2 separate regions of the Homo sapiens genome follow, and region 2 is linked to region 1. Evidence: chromatin loops called from intact Hi-C (ENCODE). Cell type or tissue: heart left ventricle. All regions are shown on one strand.

Region 1 (8,000 bases):
GGGAAAGAAAAATATTATCTCTTCATTTTGGAACAGGAAGATAAATCAACAAACATGTATATTCTATATATCTGTTGTAGCTGTGTAATCTGATACGTGACATCCTGATATGGGACATTCCAAACATCAAACTCAAAGGTTCATAACTTTAGAGACAATAGCTGTGACACACGCACAGAGATGGAGACCTTAATTTCAAAGAAGCTGCACTGTGCATGACTGTCCATGACAATTCTCTAGACGGACGGAGCACAACAGCTTAGCCATGTGTGCTGGAGGCCTGCTAAGTACACAGACACACAATTGGCGCTCTTGGTTTTATCAGTGGCTTTATGTGGCTGCCTTCACATGGCTGTGAGCTCACAGAAAACTGTGACCACAGCAAGCAGGGGCTGCAGGAGGTTTTGCTAATGAATTAATGACGAGGATGAGGCAGTACTAGGTGGCAGTGGATGAAGGACCCAGGAAGAGGTTTTAGGTTATTAGGATTTTGTTAATGTACATTTTTAACAGGATAGATTTTCCTACACTATGACAAGACCTGTTAACACAGCTGCTAACAACAAAGGATTTAGAATGAGATGAGAATAGGTTTTAATTTCCATTATTCCTGGCTGAGAGCCCTGGGGCGAGTTGCTTACCCAGTGATGTTTTTGGTAACGTGGGGATGATGTCTTCTGAGGCAGAGCAGTGTCTGGTGAGATTGAGGTCACGTAGTGCGGTGTTTACAGACGGGATCTGGCACCCAGTGAACACTCAACGACAGCTGTGTGTGCGTGTGCCTGTGTGTGCGTTTTGGAAGGAAGGGGAAGAATAGTCCATGAACGGAAAGGTAAAGTTTGTTCGTGGTTGAGGGTGCCTGGAAGGGAGGTGGGTGGGCAATAGCAGAACAAAGAGCCTGAAAAGGAACTTGGGGCACATTCCAAAGACCCCTGTTCTAAATGCCTTGCGAAGGTGAAGGCAAGGGCCACCATTTAGCATGCCCGGAACAGGGCTAAAGAGGGGAGCCCTTTCCCTAGGGCCATTGCCATGTAAGGTACGGGGCATCACCTTTTTCTGACTGAACAGCTCTATAAATAGTCACAGGATATTTTCTGTAAATAGTCATCCTTACTCCCAGTTCAGCTTTGTACCTGGTTTCCTTTTCCTCACCTCACCGTACAACAGGAGGCACAATGTATCCACTTTGTTCGCCTGGAAGGCAACAGAATGATCTTAAAATAGTACCCATGGCAGGTATGACTGAGGAAACGGGGTCCAGGCGTGTTGCAGGCACATATGTGTGCACTGGGGTTTGGGCATTGGGAAACACAGAGCTGCTTTCCATTAAAAGAAGACTAAAATGCAAATGCAGATACATAACTCCGCCACACACTCAGACAAAACACCACACACTCACACATGCCTATAGCACACACACATAACATCACACACTCACACATGCCTACACCACACACTCACACATAACACTACACACTCACACATGCCTACACCACACACTCACACATAACACTACACACTCACACATACCTACACCACACACTCACACATAACATCACACACACACGCCTTCACCACACACTCGCACAAACCTCACACACATACACATAACATCACACACACATGCATACACTACACAGTCACACAAAACACACTCACACAAACACCACACATTCACACATGCCTACACCACACACTCATACGTAACATCACACACTCACACATGCCTACACTACACACTCACACATAACATCACACAGTCACACATGCCTATACTACACACACAAAACACCACTACACACTCACACAAAACACCACACTCACACATGCCTAAGTTACACACTCACACAAAACACACAATCATAACATCACACACATGCCTACATCACACACTCACACATAACATCATACACACGTGCTCACACTACACACTCACACAAACACCACACACACAAAACACCACACACTCACACATGCCTATACCACACACTCACATATATAACATCACACACACATGCCTACACTATACACTCACACATAACCACACACTCACACATGCCTACACTACACACTCATACATACCTACACACACTTATACAGACCTACACCACACACACATCATACACACACTCACACCACACACACACACTCACCACACACTCACCTATACCTATACCACACACATACAACACTTCATACTCACACATGCCTACACTACACACTCACACACACACTCACATATACCTGCACCACACATTTACACAGAACATCATACACTCACACATGCATACACACACATATAACACAAGCTCACAACACCACACACACACTCTCACATGCCTACACCACACGTTCACACACAAGATACAGAGAGAAGAGTCTGGCGCCTGCTTCCTGACAAATGGTGCCTCCTTCTATTTGCTGATGAGTTTGAGGAAAACCTCCTTTCAGTTCAGCGTAATACGTTAATGTGGCAGCTTGATGCCATTAAGTACTTCTAGAACATTTTTGACTGTTATACTCAGTTAAAAGTCAATCTAACTATGGGGTCTAAAATTAGACACACGTCTATCTCATCATCTTCAGACACTGTCAATTTCTCATGATTTAACTTACATTGCCTTTTATTCTTTATATCTGCTCTTTTCTGTGTATTTTCTCATGCAAGTATCCCATACACCCTAAAAAGTGGATAAAAAGAAGAATCTTAACAAATGTTAGTATAGAAATGACAGGGTGAATCCATAGTACCATCTAGAGTCTTGGCAGATCATGACAATCTTTCTAATAAGCAAAGCATTCTTTTACTCTCCGAGAAATTTTGAGAGGTTTGAGAAGAAAAATAATGTATTTTCTTCATTTCATCAGTGTAGCTCTAAAGAATTAAATCTATGTATGCTGACAGTCATCACTCCTACAGAATCTTTTCATTTCCCAGAAACGCCTCTACTTTTCAATCATCAGACCACTAAGATATTGCTGAAAGTAATTGGGGTATTACAGGGCCTAGTTTTTACCATGTGAAATTCTATCCTAGACATCAATTTCTGATTATATATCCTGGAGAAAGAATATTTTAAAATGTTACATAAAAAATAATCTTATTAAATATGGGGAAATATTCAACTGGTTGTTTAAGCAAATGAACCTTAAATCAAAAATCGGGTTTGAGTGCAAAGTAAAGTGTGCTAAAGAAAAGCAAAGAAAGAAAGAAATACAAAGTGTGAATGATTTTTTTCATATGCTCCCCCGTTTCTGTTAAAATGCATTTCCTTATTTCGGGCAAGCTGGCTGTCCCTGGCAGTGTATCTGCCTGTTAGGAATATCTCCTTTTTGCAGAGTTGCCTAAAGCTATCAGTGGTCCCTGTTTCCTCTGAATTAATGTCATTGATAAGCGGTAAAAGGGAGAAATGTTGGCAATATATGATTATAGATTAAATGATGCAATTTCAGGGTCAGTTCTACAGAAAGCACTTATAAGACTCTGACAAGTGAAGATGAATGGAAATGAAGGAGTGCATTTTCAACAGAGCCTGGTGCCCGCCGGCTTCCAAGGCTCTGCTGCCATCTGCTGGCCGCGGCGAGGCACGGGCGTGCCCGGCCACACACTTGCTTCTGCTGTCTCTCATTAAGGGAACAGTTCTCATTTTAGGTCGCAGCTTACCTTCGGCATCCATAGACCTGTCAATTAGCCCTCTCCCTGTATTCTGATTCATTTCCAGCAGCAGACGTGCCAAAGACTGGCAGGAACTCAGGGAAATATATCCTGAGCACAGGTGGTATGTTGAATATGCCTTGGTGCTTTATTTGAACTAACCAACTGATACATTTAAACAATATAGGCATGAGACGGAGGGGGAAACTAGGAGACAGAACTGGCGATAAATTTGAGGTAATTATCTAAAATTGTTGCTTTACGATTTGTTTTCTTTGTCCCTATGCTGTCAATAAATGCATACGTTGCATTTTGACACTAACGTAATTTAGTTAAAATCCAGGAATGCGTTCGGCAGCTGCTTTTCCAAGTGTGCACACACAGCTTCTCTCAGGAACCAAGAGTCACTGCCTCCCCTCCTCTCCTTCCCATCTCAAGGGTGCTGGAAATAAATTTGATGCGGTAGGTCTAATTTTATTTTATTTTTTTAAATTGACTCAGTATTTGATTTCTCCCTAGAGACTCACTGCTACCTCTAGGTCGAGATGAGATTTCTGTCGTGCATTAAGCTAATTTGGATTGTGAATGAATACAAGTCCAGGAAGTCGATTCTGAGACCCGATACCCTGCGAGGGGAGTGCAGGATAAGCAGGAGACATTAATTAGCGCTGCCTTAAGCAGTTTTACCGACGCAGGCGGGACTGTGGTGGAGCACTGGAGATGCTGCGAGCCCTGAGCTGCCTTCACAGCCTTGTTGGGTGTGCTGCTGGATCACACTGCATGAGAAATGGAAGCAACCTATCTGTAAAGAGCCTGCAAACCTCAGGACGCTCTGGAAGCCAGTGGAATAATTACAGTGGGATGAGGCTGCAAGTCCCCTTGCTTCCTGAGCTGCATTCATGGCTGTGTGAAGGGGAGAAAGGAATACATTTGAGGTCTTTTCATGGAAGACACAGATATTTTAATGTTGCGATACCATCCAACAGGGTGAGCTGAGAGAACCAACACTAAGAGTTTCACAGATAGAACACCACTATTCCCTGTGTAAAACAGGAGGTAGGCAGGCGTAGGCCTCCCCTGGAAAACAATGTTTTAAGAGCTCATAAATACCTAGACGTCAAATCATCCTCGTTTCTAGTGTTTGTATAGATATTTCCAATAATATATTTAGTGGGCTCACTTTTTTATTTTGTGCATTTATCCTGGTTTATTGTTTATTTTTCCTGAATTATTGGCCAATGAATATTTATATTAGAACAGAAAAAAATATATTCTAAAATTAATGTCATAAAAATAAGTTACATCAGTTAGATGTCCTCTGCATGAGAAAGGGATAAGATGGATTGCTAAATATCCCCTGGGGCTGAGCCAGCAAGACTAGGACTGCACACCCCTCATCATTAGCAAGGACACAAAATCACGGAGGAGACCCAGTTGGCCAGGGCAGACCAGCCAGGCAGTGCTGTGTCGAACGCATGATGAATGTGGTGGATGCATTGAGCTCTCTTCCCAGCTGAGGAGTTAAAGAGAAACATTTAGTAAAAAGGGCCAGGATTTAGTCACAATGCTACCCTCTCCCGATAGAATAATTAAGCAATGAACACAGCTGCACATTTCTGGAATGGACACTGCGAGAAAGGTGTAGTTTTTCCATGTTGTATGGCATTTGTTTTCTTGCAAACAGGCAAGCACGGGCTAGGACTGTTTCTACGCCTGTCTGCACTGTGATATGCACTGTCTTCGCTGCAGAAGAGCACCACAATGCTGCCTTCATATTCCGGAACATGCCAGGCTCAGTTTTCTTTCTTTAAGTCCTCATTTTCTGCTTAATGTGCATACTAGGGCTAAAAAAAGCCTAACTCCTATTTTCTCCCTTCTCCTGAGGTCCTTCTGGGTCAAGATGGCTCCAGGCTGACAGGGTTGTGGGAAGGCGCGGTCTGGCTCTAGTCTGATTCTCCAATCAGAACACAAGACAGTGAGCGTTAAGCTGTCCTTTCCGCTGCTGAGTGACCTTGGAGGACTCATTAATCTCTCTGGCCCCAGTTTCCTCATCTCTATGGTAAGGGAAATGGCGGCAGAGCTCCTCTCAAACGTCAGTTATAAAGCTAAGATAAGCGTGTATCCAGAAAGCAGTTAAGAACGGTACAGTTGCTCAGTGTTGTAGCTGTTATTCCGTTTAACTTAAATTTGTTGAGCATCTGGCATAACCAGGTACAAGAAAATATCACGTTTAATCCCAAGAACAACTCGGTCAGATTGATATTAATATCTCCATTTGGGGAGTGAGGGATCTGTGTCTGACAGAAGTTAAAATGTTGTGTTTAAGGTCACACAAGGAGAGTGATGAAGCCTGCATGTTCACTGTGGACTCAGAAGCCACTGGGCTTTGTCATGTTGCCCTCTGCCCCCACCATTCCATAATAGAGAAAGGGATTGAGCCCTGGAAGTTATATCATTTAAATATCTTGAGAGTATAAGAGGTGGAAGCAATTTCTCCCAGCTGGGTGGAGACAACATCGCTAATTCCTGAGAGGTGTGGACATGTGTTCCAGGAAGAGGGAAGACCTTGAGTAAGTGTCTGGAGGTGAGAGAACAGGTAAGTCTGAGAAGAGGAAGGTGATGTCCATGTCATTGGACCGTTTTTGAGGGTACATGCAGGAGAATATGTGTGACTAAGAATTGTAAATGTTGTTTGAGGCCAAATTTGGAGAGATTTGAGTGCCAGGCAGGATTAGGATTTTAATCCCTCAGCCACCAGTGTTTTTGGTGCAAGGTCAATACACACTCAGTGCTGTATTCCAACAGCAATGTATACAATTTATTACAGAGAAGGGAGGTGACCAGCTACCAGAGTATCACAACTGCAAGAAGCTGAGGTTTTGTGGTACTGGGGAAAGAGGAGTGATCCACAGGCCTTACTAATTCTCTCCCTTCCAGACTGTATTAGTTAAGATTCTCTAGAGGGAGAGAACTAATGGAATATATATATATATATATATACATATATATATATATGTATATGTATATATATATGTATATGTACATATGCATATACAGATATATCTGTATATGCATATATATATATCTGTATATTCATATATATAATGGTTCTCTAGAGGGACAGAACTAATGGAATATTTATATACATATATGTAATATATATGCATATATAAATATATATACACGTATATATGTATACATGTGTATATATGCATATATGTACGTGTATATACATATACACGTACATATATACACATATGTGTGGATATACATTTATATGCATATGTGTATATATACACAAATACATGTGTATATATACACAAATACATGTGTATATATACACATATATGTGTACATAAGTATATGTAGATATGTGTATGTGCACATGTGTATATATGTATATATGTATATATACATATATACATGCGTGTATATATACATGCATATATATACATATACATATATACATGCGTATATATGTACACATATACATATACATATATACGTGTGTATATATGTACATATACACATATATATGTATATGTATATGTATATGTGTATATATGTATTATGTATGTGTATATATATAATTATGTACATTTATATGCATATATGTATACATATATATGCATATATATACATATATGTGTACATGTATGCATATATACATTACATATATGTATGCATATATAAATATATGTATACATATATGCATATATAACATATGTACATATATGCATACATATATGTATGCATATATAACACATATATGCATACACATATGTATACATATATGTATGCATATATGCATACATAACACATATGTATACATATATGTATGCATATATATGCATATATAACATATGTATACATATATGTATACATATATGCATATATAACACATATGTATGCATATATGTATACATATATGCATATATAACACATATGTATGCATATATGCATATATAACACATGCATATATAACACATGCATATATGCATAAACACATATGCATATATATTACATATATGCATATATACACATATATGCGTATATGCATATATACACACATGCACATATATGTATATATGCATATATATGCATGCATATATATTACACATATGTATAAATATGCATATATATATGCATATATATCACACATATATGTATGCATATATATATATCACACATATATGTATGCATATATAACATTTATGCATACATATATGCATATATAACATATTTATGCATATATATAGCATATATATGTTATATGCATATATTACATATATACACATATGCATATATATTACATATATATGTATACATATATATGCATATATAA
Region 2 (8,000 bases), 820 kb before region 1:
TGTGTGAACGTGCAAACGTGCGACTACAGCTGTTGTGGGGGCTCCTCAGTCCTTCCTCGGATCTGGGGGCCCTAAGACATGTGGACACCCGTGCCCCTGGCTCCCTCTAGTGGTGCGTGGACCCCATCCTGAATTTTGCTTCCTAAGCCCTGGTGTGGCTGAGGTCTGGAGTCTCTCTTAAGTTCCAGGGGCCCTGGGAGCATCCTGACAGGTACCAGTGTCTTATCCCAAAGGCACCGTGCACCAGGGAGGCCTGCAAGCCCTGGAGAAGGGGTTTTGCTCTTCTCTGCCTTCAGGTTCAATTTCCTGCCAGTGCCCTGACCCCAGGCTTCTGCCTTGAAGACTGCATTTGGGGTTTCTTGGCTTTGCTGGCCTGCCTGGCAGCCCAAGGTAAAGGGGCAGACAACTCCTGCACCGGGGCTGGAGCCGCACCGGAGCACCCCCACCCCCAGCTCTTGTCTTTCATGTCCCAGAAATTGTTTTGCAAATTTTCATCCCTACAATTCTCAAACGACCCTGAGAAACACCACCACCACCGATGAAATAAACCGAAACAGCAACCACAGTCTCAAAATTGAAGAAGGCATATCGGGGCATTTGACTGACCTGACTTTTGCTGAGAATTACGAATTCCTTCATTTTACATTTTTGCTTAAATTCTATTTCTGTAATCAAAGAAATAGGGATTTTCTGATATTTCTAAAACAGCACTTACGGGTTGTTTGTTAGGTTAAGTGGACTCGCACCTGGGAAGGAGCACAGTGGGGTGGCTAAGAGCGTGAGCTGTTGATCTAGTCTACCTGCGCTCAGGGGCTGGCCCTGCTGTTGACTTCTCATGTGGTTCTCAGCAAGTTATTAAACATGTGCTCCTCAGTGTCTTCATCTGAAAAATGTACCTGCCTGAGATCTCCTGGGAGGGTTAACTGAGATATTACCTGGAACTGCCATTACCTGACATTCAATAAATGTTAGCTATTATTATTAGAATGAAGACAGCACCCAAAAACGTACACTTCCGTGAACTCTTGCTTCAACATGTTTGTGCTTCAAGATCTCGCCAAAGTCAAACTAATTTGGCTTTGGAGATTTAGAAAAAGGTGGTGTGGTCTTGCTGGGACCTGATTCGCCAAGCACCAACTCACCGTGTGTTTGTGGCTGATGCAATGGCTGGAAATAAGAGGCTGTAGAGAACTGAATGCCTGCAGAGTGGAGTCATGGGATGGACTTTATTTGTAGACGGCTGATTAAATTCTGACCCAAGTTAACTTGGGATGGCTTTTAAGTGGCCTGTGTGGATGCATTTTGGGCTCAAGCCCAGCTCTTAGAGAACAGGTGTCCACCAAGAATGTTGGCACTGGTCTTGGAAGCTTTTGTGGGAGACAAAGCCTGGGATTAATCCAAGGGTCCTTAGATCCCCCACCTTGGGGAAAGGCCCACTGGGCAGTGGTCTCAGACCTAAAAGTGGGGACACTGGCTATAAATGGTGGGGTGGAGAAAAACACACAATGATGGTTTCCAAAGCTTGTCAGTTGCCAATGTTTTAGAAAAGTAAAATGTAATGGTGAGGAGCTGGGGAGTCAATGCTTCCAATAGTAGTGGTGACACTGAATTTGGTGCTTGTGATGACATGTTGAATATTCAGCTCACCCGTCAAACCACATCTCTTGAAGCCTGAAGTCCCAGGGATCAGAGCTGATAAGTCTGAGCAGCTTTCCTGAGTCACTCAGTCCTGGGACCCAGCAGCGAGCACATGTTTCCCGTTGCCTGTCCTGACCCTCGCTTCTGTTGGGACCTATACCTGCTTTATCACTGAATGCTGAGATGACATATTTTTCCCATGTTGTAAACACACCAACATGTATTTTTCCAGGAGCCTAATTGTAAAGAGCAGTCAGACTTGGAGGAAATGGTTACTAAATTTGTCTGAATCGGAAATGCACCTCCTTTAGTGGATATGAGATGGAACGTCGCAGTTGCTTCCTAAAGGTCTCCTTTTCATCATCCTCCTGACCTTTTATAAAAGAAAGAAGCAAAGAGAAGAATGAAAAATGCACGAGTCACTGTTTTACTTCTTTCAACTCCCATCGCTGATGTTGACATGGACCAACAGAGATTTGAAATAAAGCCAGTGTAGCGGGAGGAGTGGTGAACTCCAGAATTTTGGGACTAATCCCCACCATCAAAGGCTGGGCTGTGTGGTACAAGAAAAGCAGGATGTCAGTGAGAATCCGGCATTGATCTCCCCCGTCTACAAACATGAATCAAGACGAAGTTTGCCCCTGCACCCCACCTCACCCTCCCTCTCAACAGGGCCATGCACTTGCTTCTCCTTCCAGAGGAGGGGCGTCCCCGTGCTGCTGGAAGAAGCACTTGGAACACTTTCTCTTTTGCTTCTCTTTTTTTGGGAGGTTGTTGTTTTTGTGGTTGCCATTGACTTCGAGTGTGGCTGGGGGTGAGTTGCCCAATAGTTGTGGTACGTCTCAGACACTCTGTCACCCAAATATGGAACTGTGGCAGCAGAAACACCTTATGAAAATAGCATGAAAATGTGTAATGTGCCATAAATAAACAGAAAGAGACCGCCAGGAAGCTGTGCTAATCACCGCTTTGATGTCGCCTGAATTACTGTATTTTTTAAGGGCCTCGTGTTTCTGCTTGTTTGTTGCGACTCAGCTGCCACTGCTCTATGAAAGGTTGGATCCAGTTTTCCAGCTCTTCTCCCCTTTGCAGTGACAGCTGTTGTCCCTTGACTCATAGGAAAGCGATTTCTCCACCCTTCCCTGACTCCCAGCCCTTTCCTGGCAGGACTCCTGCGAACCTTACTCTTCGTCCCTGCCCTGAGGTGGCCGAGGGTGAGGACGGCCGCTTGGCCTGAGTCCATGCGCTCCCAAAGTTCCTGTGTCATTTGCCAGCCGGTCCCAGGACTCTGCAGCAACGTCCTATTTTTAATCTCTGGTAACCTGGCCTTCTCTTATTTGGCCATGTCATGTCGGGAAATGGAAGTTTGGCTTGACTTATGTAGCAAAGAGCTTGTAGGAGCACAAGCCCCTCGCTGAGCAGAGCTTGCAGGAAGAAAGCCCCAGATCCTTCAGTTTTGGGTTGCCAGGGCTTTCTGGCTTTGCCTACACCTGGCAGTCACTCAAAAAAAGTCCCAATCCTGAATTGCTTCTCATAAGTCTACATGTTCTTAGGTTTGATAAGAGCTCAAGGCTGCTCTCCTTGATTTTAAGATTCTATGATGTCACAAAGCGCAGGTGAATGCCAGACACTGTTTCCTTTCTGTAACTACCCAGGTAACCACTTGCACAAGTGACCTGTGGGCAGCCCTGGTGCAAGTTCCGTCCATGCCCGGGGCAATCCCGGCTCCACTGCTGGGTCCAGGAACGCCCTCTTGTGGTTGGAAGAGCTTTGACCGACTTTATTTTTTTTAAAAAAGAATTACATTATTAAACATTTTCTCAATTTTTGTGTTTTATCTAGTCTTGGGAGTGAAAAATGCTAGTTTTTAGTTGAGGATAAGTAGGGGGGAGAGAAATTAGAGGTAGTTTTACCATCATCATCATTGCTGTATTCAAGCCCCAGTCCACCGAGCTTGTCCTTCCAGCCTGGACATTGAAGACGTCTCTTTAATGGTCTCTTTGCCTTCTGGATTCTGTGCCCTCACCTGCGTCAAAATTAAACTAAATTTTCTTGAAACACTTTGTTTGTTTTTGTCCCTGCTTTGTTCAGAAAATGTGAAAAGCTGCCCTCTGGATAATTTAAAGGCTGAACCCTTCATAGGCTCTAGGTTCTTCTAGAGTCTTCGTAAACCCAGTTCGTCCTCTCCCAGGAGCGTCTCTGTCCATCTCACCACGAGGTCCTCATCGTGGCCCTTTGTGGAGGCTTCCACTTTAATCCCTCGAAGTTTGCAATTCATGTGTTTTTGCATCTTTTATCTTATGAAAACAATGATCTATCTCCCTATCTAGATGATCGCTCATGGGAAGGGGCCAACTCTTCACTTTTTCTTCCTCTTTGGTTCATATCAACGGCAGCAGCAATGGTGATAATGATACATGTGGCTCTTTCACTACCCACCAGGCACTGGAGAAACTCTGTGTGAGCATCAGTTTACCTAATCTCACAGAACACTGTGGCGTCCACATTATTAGTCCCATGTGACAGCTGGAGCAGCAGAGGTGTAGACAGGTCCTGGAGGTTGTCCTGGTTGTAAGTGAGTAGGAGAGGAGGCCAGTGCGGCATGCAGGACTGCGCTCCTGACCGTGTTGTCTGTCTTACAAAAGACCCTGTGATATGAGTTTGTTTCGACAGTCATAATCGCAAACATAACGATGAAACGTTAAAGTTGTCTGCTTTCAGACACGAATATAGAAAAAGATTTGGAAAAATAAAGCTTATTTAAAAATATTATACATTATTGAATATACAAGAAAATATATGACAAATGCAAATTAAGTTCTATCTCTCTGATGCACTCTCGTGGGTAGATAAATGATCATTACATCTTACGAAGCTGCTGCCTCTGAGTGGCAGAGAGCCCAACCAAAGGGGCTTCAACAGCAAGGAAACTGGCCACCCTCACTTGGTGGGCTTTGGGATTTACTCAACTGACAGCTCCATCTCCAACAGCATGCGGCGCTCGGGCCCATCTTTCCACTGGTGGCTGCTGGCGAACTAAGATGTAGGTTTGAGACCCACGTTTGGGCAGACAATGTTGAGAGGAGGAGCAGACAGTGGCTCGCAGAAGCTCTTCCAGAGCAGCTGGAAAAGACCTTCTCAGGATTCTCCAGTGGAGCTCACCCTTGTCCCCACCTATCCTCAAGAACCCCGCACAGTCGGGCTTAAATAGGGATGTTTAAAGAGGGTTCCCTCAATGGCAGCAACAACTGGGACACTGCTAAAAAGGAGGGAGGGAGGTTTGCGGTACAGGGATGACACTCCTGGCGTGGCATGTTAGAACTCAGGGTATGCTTTTGTTTCTTCACTTGTGTTTCTCACTTGGCCTTCTTCACTTGGGATGAATGTACTGTGGGATGGCAAGTTCACATTTCTCTCTCTGTAAGAGAAAGAGTTGGTATCTCACTTCAGAGGGACTACCAGTGTGTAAGAAGTCAGCCGGAAGCCATGCACGGGGCCCAGCCAGCATCAGCTCCTTTCTGCCTGTTTCTGACTCCTGACTGCACCCCTCTCCTTCGTCATGGAGCCAGACCATGCCTGTTGAGCACTTGCCCTGTGTCTCTGTTCTAAGTGTGGGGACACAGTGGCAAGACAGACTGGCCAGGTGCTCACTCTCAGCTCAGCTGTGGAGCTGGGGAGCTCACAGCTCAGAGAGGGAAAAGGGCTGTGGACTAAAGAACAAAAGGGTCACTATGAATGGTGGTGTTCAGACTTACACATTTCAAGATGGCTCCAGGAGAGCATCAAATCAAGCTCAGGGCCCTTCTGAGTGTGGGCCTCATGCAGCTGTGTTGACTTTGCACCCGTGGCAACACCTCTGGTCAGGACACCTGTCCAAGGAGGTGACATTTGGATTAGATCATAGTGAGAGCTGGGATAGAACATTCCAGCAAAGTCCTAGTGGGGTGAGCATCCTGACTTGTGAAGGACCCAGTGAGAAGGGGCAGCTAGGGCAGGTGGTGCAAGTAAGAGCAGAAGAGGGGGCAGGTGCCTGGGATGGTGGGGGCTTTGGGGTGCTTCCCCAGGTTCAACACCACATGGTTCAGGATGACAGCTGCATGGATTGTATTCTCTGCTGATGGGGGGCTGATATGGTTTGCTGTGTCCCCACCAAATCTCATCTGGAATTGTAGTTCCCATAATCCCCATGTGTCATGGGAGGGACTCTGTGGAAGGTAATTGAATCATGGGGGCTGTTACCCCCATGCTGCTATTCTCGTGATAGTAAGTCAGTTCTCACGAGATCTGATGGTTTTATAAGGGGCTTTCCTCCCCTTTGCTCAGCACTTCTCCTTCCCGCCACCATGTGAAGAAAGTTGTGTTTGTTTCCCCTTCAGCCATGATTGTGAGGCCTCCCAGCCATGTGGAACCATGAATCCTTTAAACCTCTTTTTCTTTATAAATTACCCAGTCTGGGGTATGTCTTTATTAGCAGCATGAGAACTGACTAATACAAGGGCTTAAGCAGAGGCGTGTCCTGATCCAACGTATGTCCCCTAGAAGATCCCTTGGAGCAAAAATGCTTTCTGGGTAGGATGATGACGATTGGTTCAGAGGCTGGTCCAGTTGCTCAGAAAAAGAATTATCTAGCATAAAACTGAACAAGAGTTTTTATATATACTGAAGAATGTTTCCATACATGGGCTGATATTTATCATATTTATTAAAATATAGATTATACCATGGTACTTGCATGGACTTTGCACACCTACGTAAGGTTGATATGGTTTGACTGTCCCCACCCAAATCTCATCTTGTACCTCCCATAATTCCCACGTGTTGTAGGAGGGACCCAGTGGGAGACGATTGAATCATGGGGGCAGGTCTTTCCCGTGCTGTTCTTGTGATAGTGAATGGGTCTCATGAGATCTGATGGTTTTAAAAGTGGGAGTTTCTCTGCAGAAGATCTCTCTTTTTTGCCTGACTCCATCCACCTAAGATGTGACTTGCTCCTCCTTGCCTTCCACCATTGTTGTGAGGCCTCCCCAGCCATGTGGAACCGTAAGTCCAATTAAACCTCTTTCTTTTGTAAATTGCCCAGTCTCGGATATGTCTTTATCAGCAGCATGAAAACAGACTAACACAAAGGTTCTATACTGACAAGTGTGTGAAACATGACATTACACAGCTAATGCTTATTTAAATCTGAAAACCAATGGAAATATTCTGTCTCAGGATAACTCAACTTCATCGAGGTATATCCATCCTGCCTCCTCCAGTTTGACAGGGCCTTGGTTGAATGTCACTTCTGGGTCTGCTTCTCGCCAACTGGGACACTGGACCCCAGCTGGTGGATCCTCCCCAGTCCCCATCAATGCCTCCCTCCAGGCAATGCTGTGTTGGTCCTTGTTTCTGGCAAGACCTCTCACCACAAAAGTACTGAAGCTCCACCCAAGACTGGAGCTATTTTTGTGTGTTTTTCTTCCCCCAAGCGGTGTGCCTCTGGGGTGCCAGGGACTGTGCATGCGTGCTTAGGTGTCTAGGGAGGGTGCTTGCCATTCCCTGGGCCCTCCCCTCTGTGCATTTTGGCCAATGAAAGAACAAAGGAGCAGCAGCCAGTTACAGGAAGGAATGTGGATTTTGACCTGATCCTAGGGTCAGGTCCCGCGTCTGCAGACTTCTTGCTGTTTGATCTTAATCTCTCTACATCTCAGGCTCACCATTTGTAAATGGGGAGATAACAGTGGCTCCTCTGCATATTAATCTGCCAAGGCTGTCATGACAAGTTCCACAGCCTAGTGGCTTAAACAACAGAAATTAATTTTCTCACAGTCCTGGAGGCTGTAAGTCCAAGATCCAAGTGTCAGCAGGGCTGGTTTCCTCCACGGCCTCTCTGTTTGCCTGCAGGTGGCTTCACGTGGTCCTTCCTCTGTACATGTCTGATTTCCTCTTCTTGGGTTTCATCCCCACTGCCCCTCCACTGGGTAACTTTGTGCCATGAATGAGCGTGCAGGCCTCCTACTTATTTTTGCCAAATGTAGAAATGAGAAACTGGAAGAGTCCTTGGAGTCCAGGGGAAAAACAGAGGGTTTTTCCATTCTGACAACATTGCTTCCTCCCACCGTGGAGGACATGTTGGGATGGTTTAGGTGATAAAAGAACTAGTAATGGAAGAACTGGTTATACCTTCAAGTAGAATTGAAATTTAACCTTTATAAAGAGTATTTGTGAGGCAGGAGGATTGCTTGAGTCTGGGAGTTTGAGGCTGCAGTGAGCTATGATCATGCTCCATCGTGGGCAATAGATCATGATCATACTCCATCGTGGGCAATAGAGTGAGACTCTGTCTGTAAGAAATAAAAAATAAAATGAAAAAGATGAGT

The links. Peaks named below come from ENCODE experiments on the same cell type or tissue, not always from the same donor. Only the 100,000 strongest peaks of a DNase experiment are listed, where the experiment ranks them.
Region 2: it touches region 1 in a loop (27-fold over the local background); 22 of 110 quality-filtered maps call a loop at or near these places.

What each region holds. Positions count from the first base shown.
Region 1 is chr6:164,924,164-164,932,163 of GRCh38, forward strand. No RefSeq gene overlaps it. Among named protein-coding and RNA genes, the nearest start is that of MEAT6, 110 kb to the left of the region's middle. In heart left ventricle, CTCF peaks have their summits at 2,755 and 3,567 (motif pointing left); a DNase peak (open chromatin) is centred at 3,578.
Region 2 is chr6:164,106,571-164,114,570 of GRCh38, forward strand. No RefSeq gene overlaps it. Among named protein-coding and RNA genes, the nearest start is that of QKI, 700 kb to the left of the region's middle. RefSeq lists an enhancer at 1,547-1,841. In heart left ventricle, CTCF peaks have their summits at 109 (motif pointing left), 3,398 (motif pointing left) and 3,602; DNase peaks (open chromatin) are centred at 2, 2,387, 2,851 and 3,351; H3K4me3 peaks cover 1,479 bases; H3K27ac peaks cover 4,083 bases.